3 separate regions of the Homo sapiens genome follow, and regions 2 and 3 are each linked to region 1. Evidence: chromatin loops called from intact Hi-C (ENCODE). Cell type or tissue: Caco-2. All regions are shown on one strand. Links, peaks and the distances in the headings refer to the core of each region. The heading gives the core; the rest is flanking DNA.

Region 1 (10,509 bases), core at 3,434-5,933:
CAAGCGATCCTTCCATCTTAGTCTCCCAAGTAGCTAGGACCACAGGTGTGCACCACCACACCCAGCTAATTTTTGGATTTTTTTTGTAGAGATGGGGGTCTCACTATTTGCCCAGGCTGAGCTCAAACTCCTGGGCACAAGTCATCCACCTACCTTGGCCTCAGGGATTATAGGTGTGAGCCACTGCACCCAGCCAAAACATTTGTGTTTACAAAAACTTGTACATGAAAGTTCATGCAGCGCTATTCATAATAGCCAAAAAGTAGAAGCAACCCAAATTTTTATCAGCTTATGAATGGACAAACAAAATCTGTAATGTCCGTACAATGCTATATTATATTAGCTATTTGTTGCCTCCAGACCGTCACTCAAGTCATTTCACTCACCTGAGACTTCCTCACTTTCCTTTCTCCTTTTCACTTCGTTCTTCAACATCTAGCCCTGAACTCATCTTCAAGACCATTATTATACCCACTTTGTGTCTCTAAGCATTTATAGATGGTATTTTTATCATCATCATCATTATTACTTTAATTCATGCCCACTGACCCCAGTCACCATCTTCAATGCACGTGCACAGCAATGGTCTCCCCTCAGAGTGAATTCCTCCAGATTTTCCACCTGGCTGAAAAGAAGGGGCTCTTCTTTGCAAACAACATGGTATCTTTATGGTAGGAGGGATGCAGGTGATAGCCTCAAGGAGACGTGTCACTTGTCCCTCCAGGAAGCACTTTGGCCATCATGGATCCCACCATCCTCCAGCCATATCCGAATTCATGACAGACACATATTTTAGATATTGTTCTCAGTTTTCTGACACACTATCTGAAAAGTGTCTTACTAATTAGCGCTGCCTGTTGGATCTATTTGTCATCTCCTCAAACAGGCTTACACTGCTCAAAATAGCAGTGGAGTGGCTTTGTACTGCATCAACTTTGCTAAGCTGGGACTGTTTCCTAGGTTTCCATTCTATGTATGGTTCCAGGGTTAGCACTAAATACTGGAAAAATTCTCACAAGATTTAATGAAGACAGAACATCCCCATGCATTCCAGCTGACTTCATTGGCCCTAGTTTGTCCTTGGAGTTCTCATTTGTCCTTGCTCACCTCCACCAACCCCCACAGTTGTGTCATGACTATCCCTTTAATAAATCCCTTGTTCTGAACAAGTGTTGGCAAGGGTGCAGACAAAAGAGAACCTTTGTACACTGTTGGTGGGAATGTAGAATGGTGGAGCCAAGACGGAAAATATTATGGAGGTTCCTGAAGAAGTTAGAAATAGAACTACCATATATGACTTAGCTATCCCTCATCTGGGCATATACCCAAAGGAAATGAAATCACCAGCTCATGAAGATATTTGCACTCTCATGTTCCTTGCAGCATTATTCACAATAGCCAAGGTATGAAAACAACACCTGCCCACCATCCAAGGAGCAACTGACATCACAGACCTGGTATATATACATATATATGTACTAATATATATATATATATATGTATGAGCATCACTATAAACACATCACACCAGCATCACTATAAACACATGAGTAATGTGTTGCTACAATGTTAAGATGGCCATGAGGTATTAAAAAATTTTCTGTTCCATTTTAATCTTGTGGGGCCACTGCCACGTACGCTGTCCCTCATTGACTGAGACATCGTTACACAGTGCATGACCGTACAGATTGAGGTTAAGGGATTACTACGGTTAGGCAGACTAACATACCTGTCATATATATATATATATATATATATATATATATATATATATATATGTGTGTGTGTGTGTGTGTGTGTGTGTGTGTGTGTGTGTGTATGTGTTGTATTTTGGTCTTTGTTTAGAAGTTTGATAATGTTTTTGTGACCACAAATATGCCATAGGAACTTCACTTTTGTTTATATCAATTAGCCTATGGGAAAATTGGTTTTGTTTTGTCATTCTGGTTAAACTCAACAGTTTCCAAGAACCTACCAACAATGTGAAGTGAGGACTTACTGGACCATGAAAAGAAATAAAAAGGAATCTTCATTCTGTATCACTTTGCATTCTCTGATCAAACCCTGACTACTTTATCCTGTCCTCAGTGTTTCGGGTCCCCCTCTTCTCCCCAACCCTAATGCTTACCCCATAGTTTCCACAACATATAACCAAGATTTTCTGGGATTCTTCTCATTTCATATAATTTTTAACAATGAAGAAGAGGCTTTTTTTTTCAGTGTATCATTAATTGTTAAATAATTTATATTCTTTTTATAAGGTTTTTCACAGAAGTGAATTAGCAATTTAGAAAATTTCCTGGCCGGGCGCGGTGGCTCAAGCCTGTAATCCCAGCACTTTGGGAGGCCGAGGCGGGCGGATCACGAGGTCAGGAGATCAAGACCATCCTGGCTAACGCGGTGAAACCCCGTCTCTACTAAAAATACAAAAAATTAGCGGGCGCCTGTAGTCCCAGCTACTTGGGAGGCTGAGGCAGGAGAATGGCGTGAACCCGGGAGGCGGAGCTTGCAGTGAGCCGAGATCGCGCCACTGCACTCCAGCCTGGGCGACAGAGCCAGACTCTGTCTCAAAAAAGAAAAAAAAAAAAAGGAAAATTTCCTTTTGGTCCACTTAATTGGAAAAGTAAGGTCACTGTACATATGTCTTCTGGTACGTGGATTAGCAAGTGCACACTCCAGAATAAATAAACAAAACAAGTCAGAGTGTTCCCCCCCTCCCGCCCCGAGAGCCCAGGTGACAGCTTCCATCTCAAATAATATGTGTTCAGATGCACAGAGGGAAAATCAGACTGGATTAAAAGGAAAACAAACAATAGGAACTGTATCAAGATCCCAGCAGAAGAAATCATTCAACTCAGGTGGTTTAGATGAAGAGAGTTTAATCACAGAGGTGCACAGGGTGAAAGGAGTAACCAGATGATGAAGACCCAGAGAGGAGCAACGGCAGGAAGCTGCTACCTCCCCTAAATCGGAAGAAACGAGAGAGGAAATGGAGCCCGGTGAGGCCTGGAGCCATGGTGAGGCCTCTACCAGAAGCGGGAGTCACAGAGTCACTGCCAGAAGCAAGGCTCAAAGCTGGGAGGGAGCATGGGGGACAGGACACCCTGGCATCCTCTGCCCTCCACCCTAATTCTCTTTCCTCCTGCCCTCCATTCTCCTGATGGAGCCTGGCTCTGATTCTACCTAACAAGAAACCAAGGCAAGGGAGCCAAGGTGATAGGATCCAAGGCTCAGACCAGGGCAGAGAGGAGGTTAGAGCAGGTCCAGTTGTGGTGAAGGAGGGGCGTGGCAAATAGTTTCATCTTTGTGCTTTGTCAACACAAAGACTAAACTAGGTCTGGGTGCGGTGGCTCATGCCTGTGATCCCAGCACTTTGGGAGGCCAAGGCGTGGATCACCTGAGGTCAGGAGTTCAGACCAGCTTGGCCAACACATTTTCCACTTATTTTCACCACAAACAGCTGTATTATCAGCATTATTATTTTTGAACTTTGTCAGTCTTGGTAACATAGAAATATTTACTTATAATTCCTTGGTGAAGTAACAGGAGTGTTGCTGTTACCGGAAAGGGGTCTGGATCCAGACCCCAAGCGAGAGTTCTTGAATCTTGTGCAAGAAAGAATTCAGGGCAAGTCCGTAAAGTGAAAGCAAGTTTATTGGGAAAGTGAAGGAATAAAAGAATGGCTACTCCATAGGCAGAGCAGCCCCGAGGGCTGCTGGTTGTCCATTTTTATGGTTATTTCTTGATGATATGCTAAACAAGGGGTGGATTATTCATGCATCCCCTTTTTAGACCTTATCGGGTAACTTCCTGTCATTGCCATGGCATTTATAAACTGTCATGGCGCTGGTGAGAGTGTAGCAGTGAGGATGGCCAGAGGTCACTCTCGCCACCGTCTTGGTTTCGGTGGGTTTTAGTCGGCTTCTTTACTGCAACCTGTTTTATCAGCAAGGTCTTTATGACCTGTACCTTGTGCTGACCTCCTGTCTCATCCTGTGACTTAGAATGCCTAACTGCCTGGGAATGTAGCCCAGCAGGTCTCAGCCTTATTTCACCCAGCCCCTCTTCAAGATGGAGTTGCTCTGGTTCAAAAGCCTCTGACACTATTGTTCTCAGGTTTTCAGTTATCCTTACCAAGCTTTCTTTCAGAAGCCTCTCTCTCAAGACGCCCTTGTGTCTTGTGACGTGAAATAGGAGGAGAGAAAGTGGAAGAAGCTGGGTGGAGAAAATGAAGGCAGGAGCCCTTCTTCTTACCAATAGAACAACTGTGGTTTAAAAAAAAGGAAATGGAATGAGAACTATGGAGGGAATTTTGCAGATAGGTTCTTAGGCTCTCTGGGACTAATGACATGGAGTGAAGGAAAATGTTTGGTCTTAGAGATGGTAAACAGGTGACTTACACAGAACAAAGAGATGTGATAAAAGAGGAAGTGTTAAGGAATTTGAATTGAGTACTGACAAAGACTGGTACTGTTGTCCTTATGCATTGGGCAAAGTGGGCTGCAGAATTGCTCGACCTTCCAGGTGAAGTTAATGTTGGCCGCTAGGTGGCAATCACATGTCTTCAATAACCGAAGACATCGCAGGCCTGAGTAACTGGCCTTCCTGGTGAGTTTCATCAGTCCATCCACTGTCAGAGAATTATAGTTTCAAAGTCTGCTTGGATGCATTTTAATATTAAATCAATTTGTGAGTGCTCATTATGATTCGTCAAAATCATGGCCCCAAGCAGCTACTGTTTTCAAAGTAAGTGATGTGTGGTTTTCCTTCCACTGTTTGGGTGTTTACACTTAGAGCTTCCTCCTACTTCTTCTCCTTAGGAACTTGACACTATTTCTGCCATAGAAATGATGTTCCAGGCAACTATTTCTTACAAAAACAATAAATAGAACAGGTCTTGGGTCTGAAACAATTGGCCAGCTGAGATTTTGTTTTGTATTCATTTGGTTTTCCTGCTTGGTAGATTTAAACAAAGCTTTCCAACATTTTACTTTCGAAGCAAGATTCACACTGAAAAAACCATGTTACAGCACAATGTTGTAGACGCTAATCTATTCTGATGGATGTGTTTTTTATAGGTCTTCATTTGATTTAATATATATTTAAAACTGAGTTTGTCTGCCTGGTGAGAGATGAAGGAAATACAAATATAATCACTTTACAAAATAAATGCCTAAGATGGGGAACACTCAGCATATAGTGTTTATATATATTCACACACCAAGAAATAATCAAATATAATGATGCCAGCATTGATCGTAGATTTTCATAGCCACATATTTCTTGAGTGGTTTGTGCTAGCAAGGGAGACCCAGAGAGTCAGATGCACTCAAGCTTTTGTAATGAGGTGGTGCAGCATCTTCAATCCCCAGGGTATCTCCTATAACTTTCTACAGGATCTGATGCCATGCTAGAGAGTTGCGAAGCTCTGAATAGCTTTGCTTACATAGAGTGTTGGGTGTTTTGAGATTTATTTTGGAAGAGAAAGGAGAGAAGTTTCTCTGAGACATAGCAGGTCATATGTGGCTGAGCCTACAGCAAGGCCAGTGAAAGTGATTATGAGTCACTCATAGCCTAGGAGTGTGTCCCAACAGATATTTCTGATTTGGCCCCAGGCCACCATCAGACTATGTTGTCTTAAGTTGTCATATCTGGTAACTGCAAAAATAAACCATTTTAGTTGTCATATAAGATATTGTCATGTAAGTATTGACCTCTTCAAATGAATAATCATCTCAAGACCTTCAAACAAGAAGTGGTTCTAAGGTTGCATATAAGCATTACATATCGATGAAAACATTGATCACAGACATATTACAGCTGAGTACCAAGTGCTACTGGAGTCACAGCAACATCAGTTCTGGATTATCAATGTTTATGTCCAAAGGGGAGATAAATTGTTGACAAGGTAGTAGTCAGGGTAAGTCAATAGTTCAGTGGGAAAGCATTAGGGACAGATCTTTTTAGCTTTACCCTCTTTACCCACCAAACACTCATTTTTAATTAGGAACAGATTCAATGTGAAGGATAGGCTCACTCATCACTGTGGTGAGACATTGTTCTCATGTCCTTCACTGCCCACACTCTTTTTATTTTTATTTTTTTATTTTTTATTTTTTTATGAGACGGAGTCTCGCTCTGTCGCCCAGGCTGGAGTAAAGTGGCACAATCATGGCTCACTGCAGCTAAGACCTCCCCCGGCTCAGGTGATCCTCTCATCTCAGCCTCCAAAGTAGCTAGGACTACAGGCACCTACCTGGCTGATTTTTCTATTTTTTTGTAGAGATGATTTTGCCTTGTTGCCCAGGCTGGTCTCAAACTCCTGGGCTCAAGAGACCTGCCCGCCTCAGCCTCCCAAAGTGCTGGGATTACAGGCGTGAGCCACACCACCCGGCCATTGCCTACACTCTTTATCCAGAGTTTATTTGGTGATTTTCACCTCATTTTTGTGCTCAGTCTTAAGATCTGATTAATGCCAAAAATAAATAATCTAATTTCAAAATAATATAAGTTCATATTACGTATAGACATGTTTGTGCACATATGCATATGATGAGCTTCACGTATACAACTATTCATACATTTATATTTTTATCATTCATATATGCATGCATGTGTGTAAGAGGACTTGGCCTTTCTTATTTAAAACTGATCATATATTAATATATATAAGAAGGACAGAGAATGGAAGGCCATACACCTCCATGTTAGCAGTAGTTATCTCACAAGGGTAGAATTACTTCCTTTGCTGATTTCTCTTCTATTCTTTTTTTGTCTGTGATTTTCATGTTTTCTGCAATAATCAAATATTACTTTTATAAATAGAAAAAACCCATAATGTAATGGTTTTGGAAAAGTGTATTTGACTTTAGTAACAAAGTAGTCTGTTCTAACAAAAAAGCAAGGTAAAATTGGTCTTAGGGCCTGACAGCTCAGGTGACCCTTAACTCACTGCTTAATTGGCACTGACTTGGCCAACATCACCTCAGTGTTTTCTCATCTGAAGCAGAGAAGATATTTGCTAAGCCCTATTCAGGGCTGTTGAGGAATCAAATGAGAAGGTTATCCGAAAGCACTTTGTGATTAGACTGCATATATAAAAACATGCTGACTTCACTGTGACAGTTGCATTTTCCGTGAACTGGCTGTGCACCTCCTGTTATAGGGAGTTCCCAGGAGCCGGGTCATGCCCGAGCCTTCCTGTGGAACTCCCCGAAGAACTTGGTCCCTCATTTGGGAACAGCAACAATCAAGAAGACCTGCCAATGTCAGAACTGGAAGAGTACCAGATTCCCAGATTTAGTTCCAACAGTCAAGAGTCAAGGTTTGTTTCATCGGATATCCTGACCATGGAATTCCACAGGAACTAGGGTGGTTGAATCAATAATAGGACACTCAGGTACATTTGAATTTCAGATACAGGTACATAACAAATAATTTTTAGTATGAGTATGTCCCAAATATTGCACAGAATTCATGTACATCAAAAAACATTTGTTGTTTATCTGAAATTCAAATTTAACTGAGTTTCCTGTCTGTATTTTTTTGTTAAATCTAGTCATCCTAATGGAAACTTTTACCCCCTCTCACTAGTTTGGTTGGTTGGTTGGTTGGTTGGTTGGTTGGTTTTTACTTATTAACTTCAGCTTCTTAATGAGAATTTAGGTTTTACAAATACAGTCGTCCTTTGGTGTGCATGGGAGATTGGTTCTAGGACCTCCCTCAGACACCAAAATCCACAGATGCGCAAGTCCTTGATACAAAATGGTGCAGTATTTGCATATAACCTATGCACAACCTCCTGTATACTTTATGTCATCTCTAGATTACTTAAGATCTCTAGATTGCTAATATAAATGCTATGTAAATAATTGTTACACTGTGTTATTTAGGAAATAATGATGAGGAAAAAAGTCTGTACATGTTTAGTACAAATGCAATTTGTTTCCAAATACTTTTTATCCATGGCTAATTGGATCCAGTCATGGAATCCACAGATACTGAGGGCCAACTGCATATGCTCAGGGCCTTTCAGATAAGGCACCCTCTGTAAGTGCACCTGACATATGCTAAACAATGATAGGCTATTGCAACAGCATCAGCAGGGCTGGCAGGGTGCTAAGGAAGCACACAGGTGACTGTTGGGGCACCCACCAGCATTCTTTCAGAACATTGTAAACGGTAGAGAGCTTCAAGGGTGACTGTCTGGGTCACATCTTGCCCTTTAATTGGCCTGGCTGTTGTGCAAAGGAAGCACCTGCAGCCATCAGCGTGTTCAACCACCAGTAGACTGGAGTCATTTTTCATTCTTGGATGTGAAATTGGCCAGGGGCAATTAAGAATTGGGAAACTAGAAAAGGCAGCCCGGTGTCAAGGAGGTCAAGATTGGGCCACAGCCTTGCTTCCCACAAGGTCTGTCTTGTCTCTGGATAGTGGGAGAGTTGAGGCAAGGGAGTCTGGAATTATTATAAAAGGCAGCTTTTCTTGAAGCAAACAGCCAGCCAGGCAGCACAGCTTCCAAGCTGAGAGTCTGAAGGGCCTGAGCCAGTGCCCCTTCCCAACAAGCCAGATACCCCGAGGCCCCACCACTGGCCTCACACTCTGGGGACGCCTAAGCATTTCAATTAGACTATAGCATTCTCTGTCCTCTGCTAAATTCATTACCAAAAGAAAACAGAATCGAGGATAAAAGAAGAGACATGGTGGCAAGTCAGGAGTCCTGGCCATGTGGACTTAGTCATGGCTTCACTCCTCTGAACTTCAGTTTCTTCATTTATAAATTAAAAGGTAGAACTCCATGATTGCTGAGGTTACATCCAACTCTATAATGCTGGTGTATAAGGGAGATGCAGGATCAATAAGCTTTGGTAAGGAAACAGATTTTCTCACAGCTTAGAATATCAGACTCTGTTCAGGATTCTAGATTTGTTTTAGAATGGGGCCCTAGGTTGCCAAGGGGGTACAGTGAGACCACCTGGGAGTAGCTGGAGAAACAAGAATAAGGAAGGGGCCAACACCTCTGCGACTTACCACTGACACTCTTCATTCCACTCCTGATAAGGCCCAGCTCTTAAAGATAAGGCCATTGTGGCCCAGCGCAGTGGCTCACGCCTATAATCCCAGCACTTTGGGAGGTCGAGGCGGGCAGATCACTTGAGGCCAGAAGTTCAAGACGAGCCTGGCCAACATGGCAAAACCTCATCTCAACTAAAAATACAAAAATTAGCTGGACATAGTGGCTAATTTTTGTGGTCCCAGCTACTTTGGAGGCTGAGGCAGGAGAATCACTTGAACCCGGGAGGTGGAGGTTGCAGTGAACTGAGATCTTGCCACTGCACTCTGTCTCCAAAAAAAGAAAAGATAAGCCCATTGTCCTATATGGGAGAAACTGATTGCAAATTCAATGACCATTTATTGTGTTCTTTTTCCAAGCCAGGAAAAGTCTAGGCTACTAGAGAATAAATTGTAAATAGTTGCTAGTCTGTGCTGAGTTTCCTTTATTCATTACTAATTCAATTAATGTTTATTGAGCATCTGCTCCATATCAGGACTATTCTAAGCTCTGAAGATGCTGTATTGGAAGCCTTTCCCCATCCACCAGCAGAATATGAGGAAATAGTCTGCAAAATGTAACTGCTTCTCCAGCTGCTAATTGCACAAAAGCAGGTACCGTGTTACTCTGAGGTTTAGTTCTACCTTGTTCCCGGTCTTCATTGACCCATCTTGTTTTGAATAATCATGAGAGAAGCAAGGAGAATGTTATTAGCTGAGTTGTGTCACCCCAAAATTCATATGTTGAAGTTCTAATCCCCAGTATCTCATTTGCAGATGGGGTCTTTGCGGATGATTAAGTTCAGATGAGGTCATGGGGGTAGGCCCTAATCCAATACGATTGTGTCCTTATGAAAAGGGAAAATTGGACACAGAGACAGACATGAAGTTGGAGAGAGCACCATGTAAAGATGAAGGCAGGAATCGGGACAATTTTCAAGCCAAGAAACACCCAAGATTGCCAGGAAACCAGCAGAAGCTAGAAGGAAGACATGGAACAGAATCTCCTTCACAGTCTTCAGAAGGAGCCACCCCTGCCAACATCTGGATGATCTTGGACTTCAAGCTTCCAGAGCTGTTCAAGCCTCCGAACAATACATTTCTGTTGATTAAGCCATGTAGTTTGTGGCACTTTATTATAGTAGCCCTAAGAAATGAATACAGGGCCAGGTATGGTGGCTCACACCTGTAATCTCTGCACTTTGGGAGGCTGAGGCAGGAGGATCACTTGAGACCAGCCTGGGCAACATAATGAGACCCTGTCCCTACTAAAAAATTTTAAAACAAAAATTAGCCAGATGTGGTGGCACATGTAGTCCCAGCTACTCAGGAGGCTGAGATGGGAGGATCACTTGAGCCAGAGAGGTCAAGGCTGCAGTGAGCCGTGATCGCACAACTACACGCCAGCCTCCATGACAGAGAGAGACTCTGTTTAAAAAAATAATAATAAAAGAAACA
Region 2 (10,509 bases), core at 4,562-7,061, 230 kb after region 1:
TGCTTACTGCAACCTCTGCCTCCTGGGTTCAAGCGATTCTCCTGCCTCAGCCTCCCGAGAAGCTGGGATTATAGGTGCCCGCCATGCCTGGCTAATTTTTTTGTACTTTTAGTAGAGACGGGGGTTTCACCATGTTGGTCAGGCTGGTCTCGAACTCCTGACCTCAAGTGATCTGCCCACCTCGGCCTCCCAAAGTGTTGGGATTACAGGTGTGAGCCACCTCACCCAGGCTATAATTTTATCATCTGTATATACATCCCTAAACACTATGGTTCCATGTTTCCTGTTTCTATCTTTATGTGCATGCAGTCATACTATTGTGGGTTTTCTTGTGTGTGTCTTGCTTCTTTCAACAGTACTGTTTTTAATACCCATCTGTGCTGTTGTACCTAGTTGTAGTTTGTTCATTTTCATTGCTGTGTGTTATTCTGTTGCTTGACGACGTGATAATTTATCCGTCGTTTGTTATTGGAAATTTGGGTTATTTGTAATTCTTGCCTGTTATGAGCGATGCTTTCGTTGACATTCTAATGCATGTCTTATACACAGGTTGGGGAAAGACCAATATTTACTCAGCTTTTATGGGAAACAAAATACCTAGTTCTACAAGAAAATAGTGAAGAATTCTTCTCTTCACAGGCCTGCTTCCTTAATGCCTTGTGGAAGAAGAAAATTCTTTCAAGTGAATTCTCCTGTTAGTCTTAACATAGGTTCCAGTTGTCCTCAAGTTAGCAATAAAAATCAAAGGATGCACTCGTTGAACCTAAGTGATTCCAGGGCTCCACCCCAGACTCCTGGGGTCAGAGTCTGCTAGATGGGGCTTGGGAGTCTGCAGATTTAACAAGCACCCAGGTGATTCTTGTGACTGGGAGACATCGCGTTCACCCTGATTGAATTTATAAGGCTGGGCTCCTTAGTTGGGAAGAGATTTGAAGAAAGTATTTGCATGATTAAAATCTTGGAAAATTGGCCTTTTAAAAAAGTTAAGGGAGTTGGATTTATTTAGCCTATAAAAAAACCTGAAACACGATTTAATAGTTGTTTGCAAAAGAATGAAACTTTTGTAAATGAAAAAACAAATATTTGCTAAGTCGAGAGTGATTTAGGCCAATCAACCTCCTGCTAAAATCAGCAGCAAATACTGAGCACCATGGGGGTAAGAAATGAAGACTGTTCTCAGGGCCTTCAGGGAGCTAAACACAGGAGAAAAACCGTAAGCTCTCGAACAAAAACCAGGATGCGATATTTCATCAAGTCTAGACTGTGGGCTTCGGTTGAGATGAGCGAGTGGATGGCCCCCAGGGACGCAATGGAGTAGAGAAACAGAGAGAGGCCACCAGGAAAGGGTGGAGAGGGCCCGCGGGGCTTGAGCTAGGCTTTCGAAATACGCCTTTGCTTAGGCAGATGGGGTGACAGAGCATTCTGAAGCAGTGGCTGCCAGTGTTTTTTCTTGTGATCCTCCAGTAAGAAATATCTATATTTCTTACATATATGTGTGTGTGTGTGTGTGTGTGTGTGTGTGTGTGTGTGTGTGTGTGTATATATATATATATATGTATCTTTTCTTTTTTTTTGAGACAAGGTCTTGGGTTGTCGCCCAGGTTGGAGTGCGGTGGTGCAATCTCGGTTCACTGCAACCTCCACCTCCCGGGTTCAAACGATTCTCCTGCCTCAGAATCCCAAGTAGCTGGGATCACAGGCACGAGCCACCGTGCCCAGTCCAGAAATGTATTTTATATCAGTCAGGATACACATACATGTAATAAATAAAAGCTTCATAAGACATTTAACTTTATTAAAGGTGGTACATCTGATGTTTTCTATTTTATTTTTTTAACATGTGAGGTTAACCGATAAACTATACAGCTTTCATAGAGTTGAAAACTATAAGAGGACCAGAAGCCCAGGGTGGAGGCAGAATCAGTCCTGTCCTATGGAGGGCATGCTAGTTAGAGGAGAGGATTTTCATGGAAAGTGGTGAGAGGTAATTTTGTTAGTTTGATGGTGGTCTCCAAAAGCCTTCTTTGATTCTAGAGTATGAATGAATTACTTTGGGATGTTATGATAAAATTTCAAACTTTACCTATTTATTTGACCAGCTCTACTTTTGGACAGTAGATTGACCAAAGTGACTTTTTGAGATTTTTTTTGATGCTTGGGGGTGGGGGTAGGGGAGAGGATTTGCTTCTGGATTCCAAAGAATGACTCAAAGTGCTTATTGAACATCTGTTTTGTCTCATGTTGTGATTGGCTATGGGAATTTTGGTATAGAAAATGGCACTGGAGCCAGGCACGGTGGCTCACACGCCTGTAATCCCAGCACTTTGGGAGGCCAAGGTGGGAGGATCACTTGAGGTCAGGAGTTCAAGACCAGCCTGGCCAATGTGGTGAAACCCCATCTCTACTGAAAATACAAAAATTGGGCCAGGTATTGTGAGTCACACCTATAATCCCAGCACTTTGGGAGGCCACGGTGGGCAGATCACGAGGTCAAGCGCTCAAGACCATCCTGGCTAACATGGTGAAACCCCACCTCTACTAAAAATACAAAAATTAGCTGGGCGTGGTGGCATGTGCCTGTAGTCCCAGCTACTCGGGAGGCTGAGGCAGGAAAATCGCTTGAACCCAGGAAGCGGAGGTTGCAGTGAGCTGAGATTGCACCACTGCACTCCAGCCTGGTGACAGAGCGAGACTCTATCTCAAAAAAAAAAAAAAAAAAATTAGCCAGGCATGGTGGCAGATGCCTGTAATCCCAGCTACCCAGGAGGCTGGGGCAGGAGAGTCGCTTGAACCCAGGAGGCAGAGGTTGCAGTGAGCCAAGATCGTGCCACTGCACTCCAGGCTGGGCAACAAGGTGAGACTCCATCTCAAAAGAAAGAAAAAAAAAAGAGTATGGCACTGGATAGAATAGTTTTATAGGAGAGGATGAGAGGATGTAGGAAATATCTCCGTGGGCAAGTTTAGGAAGGAAAACTGATGGCCTCTTTATCACTGTGCTTCTGGAAGGAGCATGATATGGCCAGTTGTGCATATCAGAGCTAATTGCAAGTATGATTAGTGGCCTGGCCCAGGACTAGACAACTCTGCTATTTGATCAGAATCCAGATTCCTGGATCAGACGTCTAATTGGGACCCTACTTGGCCTCTAGTTTTAGCATGCTTGTGAGAATTTTAAGAGCAAAACTCTTCTTAAAATTTTTTATTTTTAGAGATGGCGTCTCACTGTGTTGCCCAGAGTGGTCTCGAACTCAAGCAATCCTTCTGCTTTGGCCTCCCCAGTAGCTGGGATTACAGTTATGAGCTACCACGCCCAGGCTCTTACCTTCCCTCCTCTTTTCCCAACCTAGCTCTGCTTACTGTGAACCCCATCTGCAGCACTTCTTGAATGGTGTTGTGGATTATTTATTGAAGATTTGCTTGTGTAGCCATGTTCTCTTCATCTGCTCCAAGAGAAAAGTAAATTCTGGCCTGCACTGAAAAGAGGCTCTAGATAGAAGAGAGGCATTTCAGACCACTAGGAATGTTGCATTGACCTTGTCTTCCAAAGAGCAGGATAGGGAAGATCTCTCCTGCCATGTCTTATAGAAACTGAACTCCCTTAAAGATCCATGTGGAACGAATTTTAGGGAACCCCTGCAATCAGATTTTTCTCTACCTAAGAGTAGAGTGCCTTAGCAACGTTGAAAAGGAAAATCCTTTCATGCGGCCGTTCCTTTGCTTGAATACTTTCAGTCCTGTCCTCTGAGATTTGATCATATCCTTTTGATCTTCCCAGTCCAGTTTTAATTTGTTCAGTTTAGGTTAGAAAAGGATTTGGAAAAACAATACTTTTCTCTTTTAGGATTCTATAGGTAGGGATCATTGGTCCTAAATGTTCTTCCCTTTTTTCTTTGCTTGTAAAGTGCACTCTGGGGGAATAAGCTGCACTGTGTTTCTTGGGGCTTGATCATTTGCTGTAGTTGTTTGTACAGTTGTTAAGTTACGCTTTCTATTCTACTAACAAATGATGGTGTGAGGAACGCCATATTTCTTATGTTTCCCTTCAACAGGAAGCTTGATTGGTAACTAAAGACAAAAATCTCATTTCTTTGTGAGTAAATTGCTGTAGTAGGAGCGTGGCTGATGTTGGTCCAGACACATTCTTACTTTGTTAAACCTATGAGGAGAGTCATCAAGGAGAGCTGCACTGGTCTACATGGTGGCCTCTGGCTAACGTCACGTGAAGTCTCGAGGTTAAAAATTCACTTCTTCAGTAGCACTAGCCACATTTCCAGTGCTCAGTAGCCACAAGTGGCTCATGCAGTATTGACATTTTGGGCCAGATTATTCTTGGTGGGGGTAGGAGGACTGTCTCATGCATTTGTGCATTGTAGGACTTTCAGCAGCACACCTGGTCTCTACCTACTCAATGCCAGTAGCACTCTATAGACATAACAACCAAAATGTTTCCAGAGATTGCCAAATGACCCCACAGGGGCAAAACAAATCCTGGTTAAGAATCACTGGCTTTGTGGCTATAGTATTTGAAAGCCCAGATAAAGAACATTTCCATGACGGCAGACAGTCCTGTTCTAGAGTAATCCCTAGCAGAGTTTGGGGAATTTTATATAATAAGAATTTTGAGCTTTGGTGGAATCACAGTGGACATCCAGTCCAAAGCCTGGGGAAACTGAGGCACAGAAAGATTATGGGTGACTTCAGGTCACACAACATGTAAGTGTCAGTCTGGAGTTCTGGACTTCAAGTTCACGCAGCCCAGAGAACAAGCTGCTGATTTTTGTTCAAACCTGCTTCATTCCTACTGTGCACCTGCACTCAGTGTTGGTGGGGGAGGACAGAGTCCTAAAAACTGGGAATGGTTCAGTCCTGAGACGTTCAGAGATGCAAATTCTGAACACATCTCTTTTATCCCTCCCTGGCTTAAGGCCCTACATATGGGCTAGGGTTGGGAGGGTGACTGAGACATCTGATGGACAAAGACTTGTTGGGTTTCCTCATTTCCATCAGTACAGAGATTGGGAACATACTCCCGGGGCCGTGGAAGACTGTCATCCTGTAAAATTTCTTCTTTTTAGTTTTTAAATCTACAATATCTCCTCTGTCTGCTTCCTTTTAAGGGTCGATCGTAAAGCTGTTAATACGAAATACCTGGAGGTTCATCCCTTCAGAGGCTGCAAGGAAGCAGAGTCTATAGAAAGCTTTGGGAAGGGAAAAGGAGTCTCTCCCAGGGTGTGGTGTCCACAGCCGAAGGGGCCAGAAAGTGGGCTTAGCTCAGGGGCCGGGCGCAGGAGACGACTGGAAGGCAGCCCGGGCTTGCAAAGTGCCCAGAGCCTCTGATATGCTCAACATCTTTCCTTCCTCCCCTCTTTCCCTCATTAATCCCACGTGCTTCAACACCTCCCAATGACTCTTCAGTCACTGGTTCTATAATTCTCTCCCTCCTCTGCTCCCAAACCTTCAGTGGCTCACTGCTGCCTTTCATGTCTTTCTTAGTCTTATATTCAGAGCCCATCTGCTCTTATATAGAAATCGTCTCTTTCCCTCCTAAGTGTAGAAATCAGTTTTGCACATACGAGTGCCTTACTGTTACTGTGGTTTGCAGAATTATTCAGTTGGGGTTTGGCATTGACAGTGATTGAGGCTTTGCTCAAAGCTCTTTGACGTTTAAGAGCTTGCTCAGGAAGAAGTTTTGTTTCTGGTGAGACTTTGTTGAGTCGGTAGCCTGGACAACTACTTAAAATCAGTATCCAGCTCAAAATTCAGGGCCTGGTAAACAGACCAGAAAGAGAGGCAATAAAAGCAGATGAAAAATTATGTGTCTGTAAACCTCGGGTAACCTTGAGCTGCTGGTTTGGTTCTGTAACACGGTGGACAGAGTGAGCTGTGGATGAGGTCAAAGGCCAACGTGCTGAGGAGCAGCTGTCTAGTTCAGCGAGAAATTAGCTAATGTGTAAACTGGCCTTGAGGTCTTTTTACGTTGCTTCATATTCCTAGTGTTAGTTAAAAGAAGTAAATTTTATCTCAGAGTTTGGTGACTAGCCGTGATTTCATTGCACTATTTATGTTTTCTTTTGGGAAAGCGGCCTTCTTGGGTGTCTCCATGGTGAAGGGGAAGGTATTTTAAAACACACTCATTCGGGAGCAGGCTTTAATTTGAGTGACAGGAGGGTGGGGGCTGCGAGGACTGCAGCCCTGCTGGTCAGTGCGGCTGTGGCCAGTGTTGTTCATGACCTCTGTTTCTTCTCTTTCTCTACAGACCAATGAGTGGAACAAGAATGATGACCGGCTACTGCAGGCCGTGGAGAATGGAGATGCGGAGAAGGTGGCCTCACTGCTCGGCAAGAAGGGGGCCAGTGCCACCAAACACGACAGTGAGGGCAAGACCGCGTAAGCTGAAACACTGGTTTGCAGATATGCTGGTTCTGGGTTTTTGGGGTGTTCTCTGGAATCCTTAGTATCCATAGGGGAATTTCACACGTGCTCCCTCTCCACTCCCATGTTGAAATATGTAAGAAGATATTTTAATCTAGTGCCTTTCTCTCCAAATTCCAAGTCACATATGGAGCTCTACCTTGAATGGGTATACATGTTCCCAAGTATAAGCAAAGGTTTTACCTCCTAAGATTGCAACCAATTGTAGATGAGACATGAATTCTCTCTTCGATAAGAAATAGCATAAAAGAGAAAAAAGTATTTTCCTATAACCCTCAAACCTTACTGTGTATTTATCTTAAACTACTTGTTTATTTATTTGATCTTCCTTAACATAGATCATTAAGTACATGAGTAGTATGATTTTGCTTTATGGTTTGCTGTATGTAGTACTCTTCCTTGCCATAATTAAAGCTGTATATTTGATTAAGTATTTGTGTGTGTTTGTGCATGAGCATGTATTTGTTTATATCCATTCTTACGTTGGCAGTGTTGTGGAGAGAGCACTGACTTTGGAGCCAGATAGACATCTCACAGGAACTCTATCACTTACGAGTTGTGTAATCTCTGAACCTCAGTTTCCTTACTATAAAATGGAGATGGTATTAGTTAACTGTTAGAGTAGTTATGAGTATAAAATGAAATAATAATGTAGGTTGGGTGCCCTCAGAAGCAGGCTCTGAGACAAGGATTTAAGTGCAAGTAGTTTTATATCTTTTCTTTTTTCTAACATGTCAAATGATGGTTATTGTGTAATTACTGTGAAACACAAAGTGGTAATATATATTACTTAGGGATGTATACACACATACAATGCAAGTAATTTCTATAGCCGGTGATCCCAGGAAGCGTAAGAAAGGAAGAAACCTCTATTTTTAAGGTGTGTTATTGACAGGTTCCAACTTTGTCACTTTTTCTTGATGAGGATTCTGGGAATCTGTTTAGACCTAGAGCAGGGTTTGGCTATGTTACCGAGGCTAGACTTGAACTCCTGGGCCCAAGCAATCCTTCTGCCTCAGTCTCCCAAATAACTGGGACTACAGGCATGTGCCACCGTGCCTGGCTGTTGTCTGATTTTATAAATAAAGTTTTATTGAAACACAGCCATACCCATTCATTTAGGCATTGTTCGTGACTGCTCCCACACTACAAAGGCAGAGTTGAGTAGTTACAGCAGAGACTACATGGCTCACAAAGCCCAGAGTATTTATCTGGCCTTTTACAAAAAGGGTTTCCTTATCCCAGGTTTATAGTATGCCTCAGAGTTATTCCACCCAAGGGGTAAGAAACCTGGGGTATCTGTCCCTTATCTCCTCTCCCTCAAAGGTTGAGTGCCGACTGGGTACAGTGGCTCCCGCCTGTAATCCCAGCACTTTGGGAGGCCGAGGCGGGTGGAATCACTTGAGGTCAGGAGTTCAAGACCAGCCTGGCCAAAATAGTGAAGCCCTGTCTCTACTAAAAATAGAAAAATTAGCCAGGTATGGTGGCAGGCACCTATAATCTCAGCTACTTGGGAGGCTGAGGCAGGAGAATTGCTTGAACCTAGGAGGCGTAGGTTGCAGTGAGCTGAGACTGCGCCACTGCACTCCAGCTTGGGTGACAGAGCAAGACTCTGTATCAAAGGGAAAAAAAAAAGGTTGAGTGCTACTCTAGGGGACACCAGGGTCATGGCCAGAAAAAGTCTAAGGGGTCCCCAACTCCCAGGTCACAGACCGGACTGGTACTGCTCACAGCAGGAGATGAGCAGTGGTTGTGCAAGCAAAGCTTCCTCTGTATTTACAGCCACTCCCCATTGCTCGCATTACTATCTGAGCTCCGCCTCCTGTCAGATCAGTGGCAACATTAGATTCTCATAGTAGCACAAACCCTACTGTGAACTGCACATGCGAGGGATCTAGGTTGTGAGCTCCTTATGAGAATCTAATGCCTGATGATCTGTCAGTGTCTCCCATCACCCCCAGTTGGGACTGTCTAGTTCCAGAAAAACAAGCTCAGGGCTCCCACAGATTCTACACTACAGTGAGTTGTATAATTATTTCATTCTATATTACAATGTAATAATAATAGAAATAAAATACACAATAAATGTAATGTGCTTGAATCATCCCAAAACCATCCCCCGTACCTGGTCTGTGGAAAAATTGTCTTTCACAAAACTAGTCCCTGGTACCAAAAAGGTTGGGGACTGGTGGTCTAAGGGGATTTGGGAATGGCACCTTCAGCTGTAGGTGCTCTATATAAAGAGTGGCACAGCACCCAGCCCACAGTGAGCGCTTGATAAAGCCAGTCACCTACCCTGCTCGTCCTAGATTAGTGGTTTGCAATCTTGGCAGCTTCTGCGTTCGAATCACCTGGAGTGCTTCTTTGTTGTTGTTGTTGTTTGAGATGGAGTCTCTGTCACCAGGCCGGAGTGCAGTAGCGTGATCTCGGCTCACTGCAACCTCCGCCAGGCTGGAGTACAGTGGCGTGATCTTGGCTCACTGCAACCTCTGCCTCCTGGGTTCAAGCTATTCTCGTGCCTCAGCCTCCCGAGTAGCTGGGACTACAGGCATGCACCACCACACCCAGCTAATTTTTGTATTTTTAGTAGAGACGGGGTTTCACCATGTTGGCCAGGATGGTCTCGATCTCCTGACCTCGTGATCTGCCTGCCTCAGCCTCCAAAAGTGCTGGGATTACAGGTATGGAGTGCTTTTTAAAAATATTGATGCCATGTTGATCAGAATCAACCCCAGATGCTCTGAATCACTTGGTCTGGGGAGAGGCCCAGGAATCTATATTTTTTGTTCTGAGGTGTTTGGTGGTAAATGTTGGGGCTTTTGGTCTCCCTTTTGAATCACTACTCGGCCTTCTTTGTCCCTGTTCTCCCTAGTCCAGGTTTGCACATGTTTGTGCAAGACAACCTCTTCATGTCATCCCAGAGAAAGGGGAGAGAAAGGTTTATGATAATTTTGTCCAAGATAGTACTTACTAAAGAGAAGACAGAAAATTTAGATGAGCAGCTTAGCTACAATTGTGATCACCTTAACAAATTTGAACCTTTTGATCATAAGATATTTATTACATGTGTTCTCTTTATTTATTGTGGTAAAATGCGTATAACATAAAATTTACCATTTTAACCATTTTAAAGTATACAATGTAGAGGCATTAAGTATATTCACAATGTTGCACAACCATTGTCACTTTCTAGTTCTAGAACTTTCTAATCAACCCAAAGAAAACCCCGAACCCATTAGGGAGAAACTCCCCAACCTCCCCTCCCCTTCCTCTGGCAACCATGAATCTGGGTTCTGTCTCTGGATTTGTCTGCTCTGGATATTTTTTATAAATGCAATCATATAATATGTGGCCTCTTGTCTCTGTTCCTTTCACTTAGCATAATGTTTTCAAGGCTCACCCGAGTTGTAGCTTCTGTCAGTACTTCATTCTATTCTCTCTTCATGGTAGACATATACATAGCAGTTAGGTAAGAGTCACCACCTCCCTTTTGCAGATAATAAAACTAAGGCCCACATAACACAGCTCTTCCTGAATTTACCTTTTTGTGTGCATGTGTGTGAGACAGGGTCTCACTCTGTCACCCAGGCTGGAATGCAGTGGTGCAGTCACCGCTCACTGTAGCCTCAACCTCACAGGGTCAAGTGATCCTCCTGCCTCAGCCTCTCAATTAGCTGGGACTACAGGTATGCACCACTGCACCCAGCTAATTTTGGTTTTGTTTTGTTTTGTTTTGTTTTTGTAATGATGGGGTCTTGCTGTCTTGTCCTAGTGATCCTCCCATGTCAGCTTCCCAAAGTGTTGGGATTACAGGCATGAGCCACCATTCCCAGCCTTCTATTTTCTAGAGAGCTTTCGTGGTAATTTTGCGCTGGAATCTACAGTTGCCTGTCTGTCTAGAGGCTTGATTTTGGCCTTCAAGGTCTTTCCTCTGGCTCTGCCCCACTTACCTACATCCTGTCTCCCCGCTGTTTCTTCTGGAAGTGGAGCTGTCTGCTCCCGCCCTCCCCACAGGTCAGAACGTCCACCTGTGCACCCAGGTTCTATGTCCAATCCAAAATGCCACCCTCCCTGGTT
Region 3 (10,509 bases), core at 1,143-3,642, 330 kb after region 1:
GGAAATTGAGGCCACAGGGAGCCCGTGATTGTGCAACTGCACTCCAGCCTGGGTAACAGAATGAGACTGTGTCTCTAAGAAAATAAAGTAAAAATTTGAAAAACCTAAAAATTATCATTTGATTGTTTTTGTTGCTGTTACCTTTAACTTAAAATTAAAAAAAAAAATAGCTGGGCGTGGTGGCTCACACCTGTAATCCCAGCACTTTGGGAGGCCAAGGTGGGCAGATCACCTGATGTCAGGAGTTCAAGACCAGCCTGGCCAACATGGTGAAACCCCATCTCTACTAAAAATACAAAAATTAGCCAGGCGTGGTGGCGCATGCCTGTAATCCCAGCTACTTGGGAGGCTGAGGCAGGAGAATTGCTGGAACCCAGGAGGCAGAGGTTGCAGTGAGCTGAGATCATGCCATTGCACTCCAGCCCGGGCCGACAACAGCTAGACTCTGTCTCAAAAAAAAAAAAAAAATATATATATATATATATATATATACACACACATATATATACACACACATATACATATATACGTATATATACAAATACATATATGTGTGTATGTGTGTGTGTGTGTGTGTGTGTGTGTGTGTGTGTGTGTGTATCCATCCTGGAAGGTTTCAGGATGCTATCTCTTAGGTAACAAAAAGGCTGGGATAGTAAGGCAGGAGGTTGAGAACAGGTAGGCAGGCAGGTCTAAGCTCTGGCCTGGAAAGGATATGGGTAAGATGCCCTTGGTTACAGTGGAATCATAAACAAACCAAAGGGCCAGAAACAGAAGGTAGCAGTGGAGGTCAAAGATTCCAAATATGCATTTCTAAGAGCAAGTCAAAGACTTGAGTCAAAGATCTCAGAGCAGGTTTGTAAGCATGAGTATTCAAAATCCAGGAGACTGAGACAGCAAGACGTCGACTCTCATTATTAGAACACAGGCACCAGCCTGCTTCCAGAGCATGATTTATCAACAGAAGAGCTTGTACCTTGACTTCCTGGCTCCTCCTAGCCAAGGGGAAAAAAGTAATCTAGAGAGGTTTCATTTTCTATCATTTGCCTCTGAAGTATCTCTCTAGATGGATATTTGTAAATTTATCTCTGTAAATGACCCAAGGACCTTGCAAAGGACAGTCATCCTGGCCTGGACCCATTAGTGATTCACAAATCCAGGCTAGAAGGATCATTTCTAAAAACACACAAGTACCATCTGCCATGGAGTGTAAGTGGGGGTTTTCAAGGCTTAAAAACTCCTTGGCCAGATTGGATAATGACAAAGATTTAGATCTTAGGAGAGAAATCTGACTCAAATCCCAAGCTCATCAAATTGTATAAAGTGAACAGGTGCAGTTCTTTGTATATCAGTTATAGCTCAATAACGCTGTTTTTTTTTTTTTTTTTTAAATCAAACCCAACCTAGTACTCCTAGCCCTGAAGGGCAGGGGATGCCACATCAGCAGCAGAAGTGCTGGGATGACATCTGGAGCCCGTATTGGTTGTCCCGGTTTCTCCAAGTCAAGGAGTTCGAGGATGAATATACAATGTCCAGAGCCAAAGCTTTGGTCTCCCATTCCAGTGATTTTTTCATGGCATGATGCTTCTTCCTCGAAAGAGAACTTAGTATTTGCTGTGGTCAGCCCATGGTGAACTCTAAAAAATGCTGACTAAATGGATGTTTTGGAAGCATCAGGGGAAGTTTCCTTCTACCATTGCTTGCTTCTGTATATTTGAGCAGGGGGCAGGTAAAACATGAAGTTGGGTAGGAGATAGGAATCAGTAAGGAGTGTATTCCTTGGAATAACCTATGGTACTGCTGTATCTTATCTAACATTACTCTTTAAATGGGTTACTTTGGTTACCTGTACATTATTCTTCAAACGGGTTACACTTAGATCTGACCTAACAACACTGAATCATTTGGACACTATTTTTTTTTCCTTACAGTAACTCCATGAGGTAGATGGTACAGGTTTCCAAACCTCAGAAAAGGAAGCTGAGATCAAAGTGGCCTGCCCCAAAGCAACACAATCAGTAAACAAACATTAGAACCAGGGCTGAAACTTTAGGTTTTTGGTTCCTTGAAGTGCTATTTTCACTTAACCAGGAAAAAAATGCCTGACCCTATCGACTCGTTCAGCCAATAATGGCTGTGTTTGTAAAGTCACTGAAATATATGACTTGAAGATACAGTTCGGTGATTTCTTAGAGAGCTCTACCTGTCATTTCTATAGGGGTAGAGGATTATTTTCCCCAACCCATCTTTAACCTTGCTAATAAATGATTCATTCAGCAAATATTGAATGTGTTACACCTGTGTGTACTGGGCAGATAACAGCGAACATGAGGAATAAACTTCTGTCCTCAAGGGACTTATCTTCTATTTGGGGAGATAATAGACAAACAATAGTAATAGCTAATAAAATATTAGATAGAAGTAAGTACTATGAAGAAAAAGTAAAATAGGTAATGGGATATTGAGTGATGAAGTGGTGTCTATTTTAGATAAGGTGGCCAAAAAAGGCCTGTTGATAAGAAAAGTGAAAATGAAATGAGAAAGTGAATGACATGGAAGAGTGTCCCAAGCAGTGGGAGCAGCACGTGCACAGCCCTACATTGGAAGTTAGCTGGTGATGTTCAGGAACCGCTGGTCAGTGTAGTTCTAGCAGACAGAGTAGGAGGAAAGGGTGGTAGAAAATGAAGTCCAGAGGTGATTGGCATTGGGTCAGATTATGCAGAGCCTTGGAAGCCATGGTGAGGACTTTGAATTATATTAAGAAGAAAAAGCGGGAAGCTGTTGGAGGATTTTGAACAGGAAAGTCATGATCTAATTTATATCTTAAGATATAAACACATAAAATACGTTTTAAAATCCATAAGTTTCTAATAATAATAACAAGCTATTTGATCACAATTAGAGGATGCTAGTGAACAATTCATTTTTCTGAAAGCTAGTAAAGGGCAAGAATAAACCATGTGTCCTGCCTTTCCAACATGAACTGTACTATTGGGTAACCAAAGAGTGGAGGAGGAGAAATTCTCCTTACAGAATTATTCCAGCTAATGTATGAAGAAGGAATGATAGAATTAGTATATTTGCATTTTATAATCTTTTGTTAATTTTCCATGTAGTTTTCCTAATATCAGAGAAAAAAAAGAAAAAACAACCAGATAGTAGATGTATTCTGCTGGAAGAACATACCAGTAGCCATGAAGTCGTTTTGTAAAAAAAAGAATTCAAAGCTGAAATTAACCAAACTTCTAAACCCAACTACTAATATAAAGGCAGAACAGAGAATGGAGGGACATGATGAGACACCATGAGGACGCAGTCATCAAAATTTATGTCTGTGGGAAATACTAGACCAAATGACTCAGCTTTTTCAAATAATTCGTAAGAAAAAGAACTAGAGATGGAAAAGTAACCTATAGATGAAAAGAGACTGATCTCACAGTGTGGACAGTCAAACAAATTATTTAAAAAATTCCATTTCTGTGATTAGATAAGGAATTATTGTTAATATTTTGGTGAGATAATGATTTTGTGGTATGTTTCTAAGTCCATATCTTTTAGAGGTATTTACGAAATGTTAACAGAGGCAACAATGGAATGTCTGATTTGCTTCAATTTAAGGTGAGGATGGGTGGATGAGGGGTCTAGATATGAAACAAGATTGGCCAGGAGTAGATCACTGATCACGCTACATATTCATTTTTCATGCTGTCTGTTTTGTATATTAATAAAGTTTTTCATGATAAAAGGTTAAAAGAAGTCACTCTGGCTATTATGTAGAAAGTAGACTGTGAGGGCCAGAGAGGAAGCAATTGGAAGGGGCTGCTGTGGCCAGCCAGGTCAAAGGTGAGGGTGGCCTGGACTAGGTACTCATGGCAGAAATGAGGAGAAGAGCTTGGTTTTAGGATTTAGGGGGAATGTGGATCCAACCAGACCTGATGGATTAGACACAGGATGAGAAGGAAAGAGAAGAGAAAAAAGATGACAGGTGAATTCAGTCCTGTGTTCCAGTGATAAGTCCATGGGGTAGAGACTTCTCTTCCTTTCCAAAAAGTATAATCACTTCTGTACTCTACAGAATACTCAAGCAAACAAGGAGCTGATTCGATGTGTCATCCTTTCTCGGATTATTTTTGGGGACCATCACTGGAAATGTGCACGAGCTCTGGCCAACCTAGCTTATGGCTACTTGACACTGAGAGGTACTTGGTTTTCCCAGCTGGGTTTGGGTGGCCAGCCTCTGAAGGCTGAACTGACCCACACAACCTCAGTGAGGATGGGCATGACTAGGAGGGCCCCTTCTTGCCCCTAGCTCACACATTATCAGGAAGGAAAGTCCATGGATGAGGGAGACAGTGTGCAAGGATCTAAGTAATAAAGATAATAATGATGATGACAGTTATTGAGTATTTAGCATGTGCCAAACTGGTCTCATTAGTCCTCACAATATTCCTTGGAGGGAGATACTATTAGTAACCTCAGTTTATGGATGAGGACACTGGAGCACAGTGGGCAAAGGGCAGTATCAGGGGTTCCAGCCGGAGGACAGTAGGGGAAGGACAGGCAGGGATGTACACTCAGCATCAGGGAGGCAGACCCAATAATGGGACTTGAATTCCAAAGGTAGAACTCAAGTTCCTGGAAGGTTTGGCTTAGTGAAAGGTAGGACCCTCATCCTAGAGAAATGGTACTTCTGGAAGGTACTCTAGTATAAGAGAATAAGACAAGAATCTATTTGCTAAAACTGAACCCAAGTGAAAGTTCCTTGAGAGTAGAAAGTTTGTAGTACAGGCTGAATAAATATTGGGTGATACACTGAGGCGAGAGCGCATTTCAGGAACCAGGGACATAGCCAGCTCAAGACTCTCTGTTCCTTGACCAGCCATGTCCCCCTGTGTGGTCTGCATACATTTTCACCGTGGAACTCATTGTACTGTGCTCATATATGCTTTAAATGCTTCTTCCTCTGACATAGAAGCTCCCTCAGGGCGGGACTGGTCTCATTTGATCTAGAACAGTCCTTTGTACACAATATGGTTTGGCATATTACTGCTTATGAACTGAGCCACTGGCCTAGGGGTTGTTCAAGTACCTCTGGGACCTCAGTCTGAAGGGGGGCCTAACTTGTAATACAAATTAAATGCTTTATGGGCTTAAGTGATTTGAAGGCTACAGGAAAAGGGAAGCAATATATTTGGGCCATAATGAGGCTGGATATCAGCAAAGCTTTTGAAAAAATTAAAATTGAGTTCACTTCTCAGTTATTGATCTCAGAATATATTCTCCTTCTTAGGGCTCTATAGGCCCTTTTACACCCATTTATTTTTAATGCAACTTTAGATTCATTTATTGATGTGGCAAGATCACAGGTAGCTGAGATCACAGCATTAGGACAGTGATGCTGTGGGTCACAGTGGGGGCACAGCGAGGCCCTTTTATGCTTTAAGAACACGTGTTGTGTTCTGAAAGAAGGTGCTATGGCTAGGGAGAGGAGAATGTCCTTATGTACTGGCAGAGCAGGCAGCCACCTCTATGAAATTTCAGAGTGACCAGGAAGGATCTTCCCCTAGTGGCGTTCCGTGCTTCCTTACTTGGAATCTCTCTATTCCCATCAGACTGATTTTCTCAAAAACTTACTGCCTTCATGATAAGAGTCAAATTTAGGGATTTACTCCTTCAGTACTTATGGAGTTCTTGTTATAAGCCTGGTGGCACTTGCAGTCAGTGCTGGGGATACATAAATGAATATTGGTGGTCCCTATGCTCTAGGAGCACACAGGGGTCTTATGATAGGTACCATTCTAGAGGTAGGAACAAAATTCTGGGGAGGCAGTTCAGTGGTATTGCCATTGAGGAAAGTCAGGGAAGGCTGCCGAGAGAAAGTGATATTTGTCCTGTCTTTGAAGAATGAGAATAGGTTTATCAAGTAGATTTTTTTACTTTTTATATTTTTATTTTTGTAGAGATAAGGTCTTTCTACGTTGCCCAGGCCGATCTCAAATTCCTGGCCTCAAGTGATCCTCCCACCTCAGCCTCCCAAAGTGCTGGGATTACAGGCGTGAGCCATGGCACCTGGCCCCCAAGTAGATTTTGAGGGGAGAAGTAGAGAGTACAAAGTTGGTCCTTTATATATGTTGATCTAAGGCATAGGAAGTGAGAGGAGGGCACTCTGTATAAAACTCGTTACACAGAATATTGTAGCTTCTCTGTAGACCCAGGGGGTTAAGGTAGGACGGAAGACACCTTAGGACAGACAGCTCATGTTTGGAAATGGGACTGAAAAGGTAATTTGGGCCCAGATATCAGGGAGTGTGGAGAGTTATTAAAAGGTTTGAAGTGAGGTGGTAATAATCAAGCTTGTGTTATAAAATGAGAGACTCCAGGATGGGTTGGACTGGGTAGAGAAAGAAGAGGCAAAGACCAGTTAGGCCGTTATCCTGCCCAGATGAGAGTCGATGAGGGCATTGGGTATGGCAGTTGGAATGAAGAAAGATAACCTAAAATGTAGAATGGGTGACATTTAGTGCCCCATTCAGTATGGAGTGGGAAGGACAGGGAAGAATTGAAGTTGAAGTAGGCATGACCTGGACAATTAGCTTAAATCGAGAATGAAAGGGAAAGACCAAGTGGTGGGGTGTATTAGTCTGTTTTCATGCTGCTAATAAAGACATACCCAAGACTGGGTAATTTATAAAGAAAAAGAGGTTTATGGATTCACAGTTTCATGTGGCTTGTGAGGCCTCACAATCATGATGGAAGGCCAAGGAGGAGCAAAGGCACATCTAACGTGGCGGCTGGCAAGAGATCATGCAGAGGAACTGCCGTTTATAAAACCATCAGATCTCATGAGATGTATTCACTATCACCAGAACAGCATGGGAAAACCCTGCCCCTGTGATTGAATTACCTCCCACTGGGACCCTCCCATGACACGTGGGGATTATGGGAGCCACAATTCCTGGTGAGATTTGGGTGAGGACACAACTAAACCATATCATGGAGGAAGGGGGAAGAAGCTACTGAGTTTGGTTTCTGAAAGCAGGTCTAGAGCTCAGGAAAGATGTTAGTCTGGGAGAAATGAGCACATAGGAGCAAGTTGAGGCCATAGGAGTGGATGAGCTTGATCAGAAGTAGTGTGTAGTGGCTGGGTGTGGTGACTCATGCATGTAATCCCAGCACTTTGGGAGGCTGAGGTGAGTGGATCACTTGAGGTCAGGAGCTGGAGACCAGCTTGGTCAACATGGTGAAACCCCGTCTCTACTAAAAATACAAAAATTAGCCAAGTGTAGTGGTGTGTGCCTGTAATCCTAGCTACTCGGGAGGCTGAGGCAGGAGAATTGCTTGAACCAGGAGGTGGAGGTGGCAGTGAGCTGAGATCGCACCACTGCACTCCAGCCTGGGCGACAGAGCGAGACTCTGTAGTAGTGTGTAGAAAGAGAGGGGAAGAGAATAGAGGACTGAAGACTGGAGAGCAAGAGCTTTAAGAATGGGTAGGGTAAAGGGGGGCCAGCAAAGAAAATAGAAGACTCAGGAGGACCCGTGTCATCAAAGCCAAGGGAGGAGAGAGGGTTTTGAAAAGAAGTACAACAGTGGTTTCAACAGTTCAGATGGTAGAGGAAGGTCAAATAAGGTAATGGCTGAGGAGAGACCCATGGATTTGGCGGTTGGTAGGTCATTGCAACTTGGTTTGGTAGAGACAAGTACACTCCTTGGGCCCTGGGAGAGCCCAGATTCACAGAGACTAGCTAAGGGTTTTTCACTGGAATTCAAACTTGAGGTGATGAACTTGAACTGAAGAGGAAGGCATTTGAGAGGGAGATTTCTCTGAAACTAGGCAAGGCCAGATGCTGCCCTCTCTGTCTTGCCTTGAAGATGACTAGGGTAGGTCTAGAAGGAGGTTGGCCTAGATCTTCTGAAATCAATCCCTTCCATAATGAGCCACAAACTGCCTTTGAGTTTTACTTTTCCAATTAGATTCCAAGTTAAGTCAAGATAAGTGAACAGGTTATACCACAAAACATGGTGATAAATCCTTTTCTCCCTAACTGACAGTTTTTCCTGCTGCATGAATAGAGAACTACGTTGGGGCAATAAGTTGGAGGAGACACAAGTTTTCCTGTACGAGAGACTTTTTTGTTTGTTTTTCCTAGATGGGAAAGGCAGCTTGCTGGTCAGATGAAGTGTCCACATGGTATAGTGGAGCCTAGACTTGAACCCAGATTTTCTGATACCAGCCTAGATTTTTTTTTAGAATAGGTTGTGACTGTAAGCTTTCTTTGAGAATAGCCCAGTGCCTCTTTGCTTTCTTCACTTAAGCTTTTATTTCAGTTTCTTCACTTCAGCTTTTTTAGTGTCTGGTCCATGGAATAAGTAAGGCTTTGAAAAATGGCAGATCTTCAAGAGAGATGAAGTGCTTGCTCAGCTCCACTCAGTGTTGTTGTCATTCATCCTCTAACTGCTTTAAAGTGGACAGAATATATAAGCTGGCCTCCTGTGTAGGCGGATGTGTGTGTCTGTGTGCGTTCATGCCTCACTGCACCCATTCATGTTTTATAGTCATCAGCCCTGCTTTGCTCATTTCACTTTGAGCCTTTTCCAGCAGCCAAAAGGCTAATTTCTCTCAATAAACAGTCATTCAGTGAGTAGTGAGAAACTTGTATATGTGAAATGCCATGATGAACACTTTGGGAAATGTAACATAAAGAAGCCCTCAAAGGTTTTACAACTTAGTGTGGAAGGTGAACTACCTGGGGACATAACTATGAGGGAAGGCAGTGTAAGGTAAATGCCATGTAATTGATTTAAATAATGGGCTTCGGGAAGGTTGAGTGAAATCATTTCTGGCAGAGATGATAGATTCAAGGGGGAGGTGGATTCAAGGGTTGTAAAGAAGGAGTAGGGTTTGGGTAGGTGGAAGAAGGGGTGGGCATTTCTGATGAAGAGGAAGGTGTGGGCCAAGGCATAAGGAAGGAAAGTGCCACGTCTGTGGAGACAGCAGTAAGCAGCCTTGTCTGGCTAAGGTTAGGACTGGTAAGATGAACCTGGAAAGGAGAAGGGTACATTGGGCAGGCTAAGGTTAGGACTGGTAAGATGAACCTGGAAAGGAGAAGGGTACATTGGGCAGGCTAAGGTTAGGACTGGTAAGATAAACCTGGAAAGGAGAAGGGTACATTGGGCAGGCCATGGTGTGGTTTTAAATACAGGCTAAGGAATTTGTAATTTATTTGATAGGCAAAGAGCACTAGTGGAGATTTTCCAGCAGGATGATAAAAATATCAAAGTGTACTTTTGGCAGGGTTAATCTAGCAGTGATGGAATGGAAGCCATCTCAGTCATCTAGGTCTAAAACTAGGCTGCCAGAGAGAATGGGTGAGAAGGTAAGGATTCAAGAGTCTACGAACGACAGATACACTTATTTTTAAACCAGAAACCCACTTCTGGGAATCTTTCCTAAATACACACTGATAACATGGACAAGATTATTCTTTGCAGCATCATTCATGATAGGAAAAGATTGGAAACAAGCAAGTATCCATCAATAGGAAACTAGTACATACACACAGTGGGATATATGGAGTTTTAAAAAGAACATGAGGAATCTCTATATCCTTCTAGGGAAAGATCTCTTTAGGGAAAAGAGAATGCACAATGCAGTATGGTGTTTATAATACGCCTCTTTTTGTGTAAGAGGGAGTAAGAAATGAGAATGTAGGCTTATTTTTATATAAAAAACACCAAAGGGTACACAAGAATGAAACAAAAAAAGTTACTTAGAGGGTGGTTGGGGACAAAGGGAACAAGATTGGAAGTGAGACCTCTCAGTGTTTACTTTTTCTTATAATTTTTAACTTTTCAACGATAGAAATGTGTTACCTATTCAAAAATGATTATTAAAAGACAGAGACCATTAAGAAGGAGTAGGCAGGACATGGTGTTCGATTTGGGGTTGAGTGACAGTGAGGCCCAAAGATGACCATGATGTTTTGGGCCCCTGAAATTGCCATTTTCAGAGAGAAGTAGGTCAGAAAGGAAGTGGACTGGGAGAGGAATGCTGAGTCCAGTTTTTGATGTATAGATTTTGAATTGCAATAGAGAATCCACAAGTTGAGAATCGCTAATCTGAAAATCTGAAATCCAAAATGTTCCAAAATCTAAAACTTTTTGAATGCTGATGTGACGCTTAAAGGAAATGCTCACTGGAACATTTTGGATTTCAGATTTTCAGATTTCAGAGATGTTCAACTGGTTATCTGCAAATAATCCAAAAACCTCCCCCCATCCAGAACAAAATCTGAAATCTGAAACACTTCTGGTCCCAAGCATTTTGGATAAGGGATACTCAACCTGTAATACATTTTCACTTGTGCTGGAAATTTGGGACCAGAACTTGGGAGGAGAGAAGGAAAGGCATAAGCATGGAGGAATGTTTGAGACCAGAACTAAAGAGGGGAAATGGTAAATTATAAGCATGGAAGCCAAGGTTGAAGTAATAGGAGTTGATAAAACTTCCAA

Evidence for each region. Peaks named below come from ENCODE experiments on the same cell type or tissue, not always from the same donor. Only the 100,000 strongest peaks of a DNase experiment are listed, where the experiment ranks them.
Region 2: it touches region 1 in a loop (2.3-fold over the local background); 3 of 110 quality-filtered maps call a loop at or near these places.
Region 3: it touches region 1 in a loop (6-fold over the local background); 16 of 110 quality-filtered maps call a loop at or near these places.

What each region holds. Positions count from the first base shown.
Region 1 is chr5:34,518,768-34,529,276 of GRCh38, forward strand. It overlaps LOC124900958 (a long non-coding RNA gene), which reads left to right and starts at 7,189. Exons shown (of 3, transcript XR_007058727.1): 1 at 7,189-7,324; 2 at 9,549-9,666; 3 at 9,829-10,208. RefSeq lists enhancers at 4,264-4,787, 7,794-8,294, 8,295-8,795. In Caco-2, for the core only: CTCF peaks have their summits at 4,536 (motif pointing right) and 4,735; DNase peaks (open chromatin) are centred at 3,944 and 4,544.
Region 2 is chr5:34,751,212-34,761,720 of GRCh38, forward strand. It overlaps RAI14 (retinoic acid induced 14), which reads left to right. Exons shown (of 18, transcript NM_015577.3): 3 at 6,257-6,387. Among named protein-coding and RNA genes, the nearest start is that of TTC23L, 83 kb to the right of the region's middle. In Caco-2, for the core only: no CTCF peak of the experiment used is centred there; a DNase peak (open chromatin) is centred at 5,890.
Region 3 is chr5:34,846,110-34,856,618 of GRCh38, forward strand. It overlaps TTC23L (tetratricopeptide repeat domain 23 like), which reads left to right. Exons shown (of 11, transcript NM_144725.4): 4 at 4,076-4,199. The region is part of intron 1 of LOC124900959 (a long non-coding RNA gene); the gene reads right to left. Among named protein-coding and RNA genes, the nearest start is that of TTC23L-AS1, 12 kb to the left of the region's middle. In Caco-2, for the core only: no CTCF peak of the experiment used is centred there; DNase peaks (open chromatin) are centred at 2,318 and 2,612.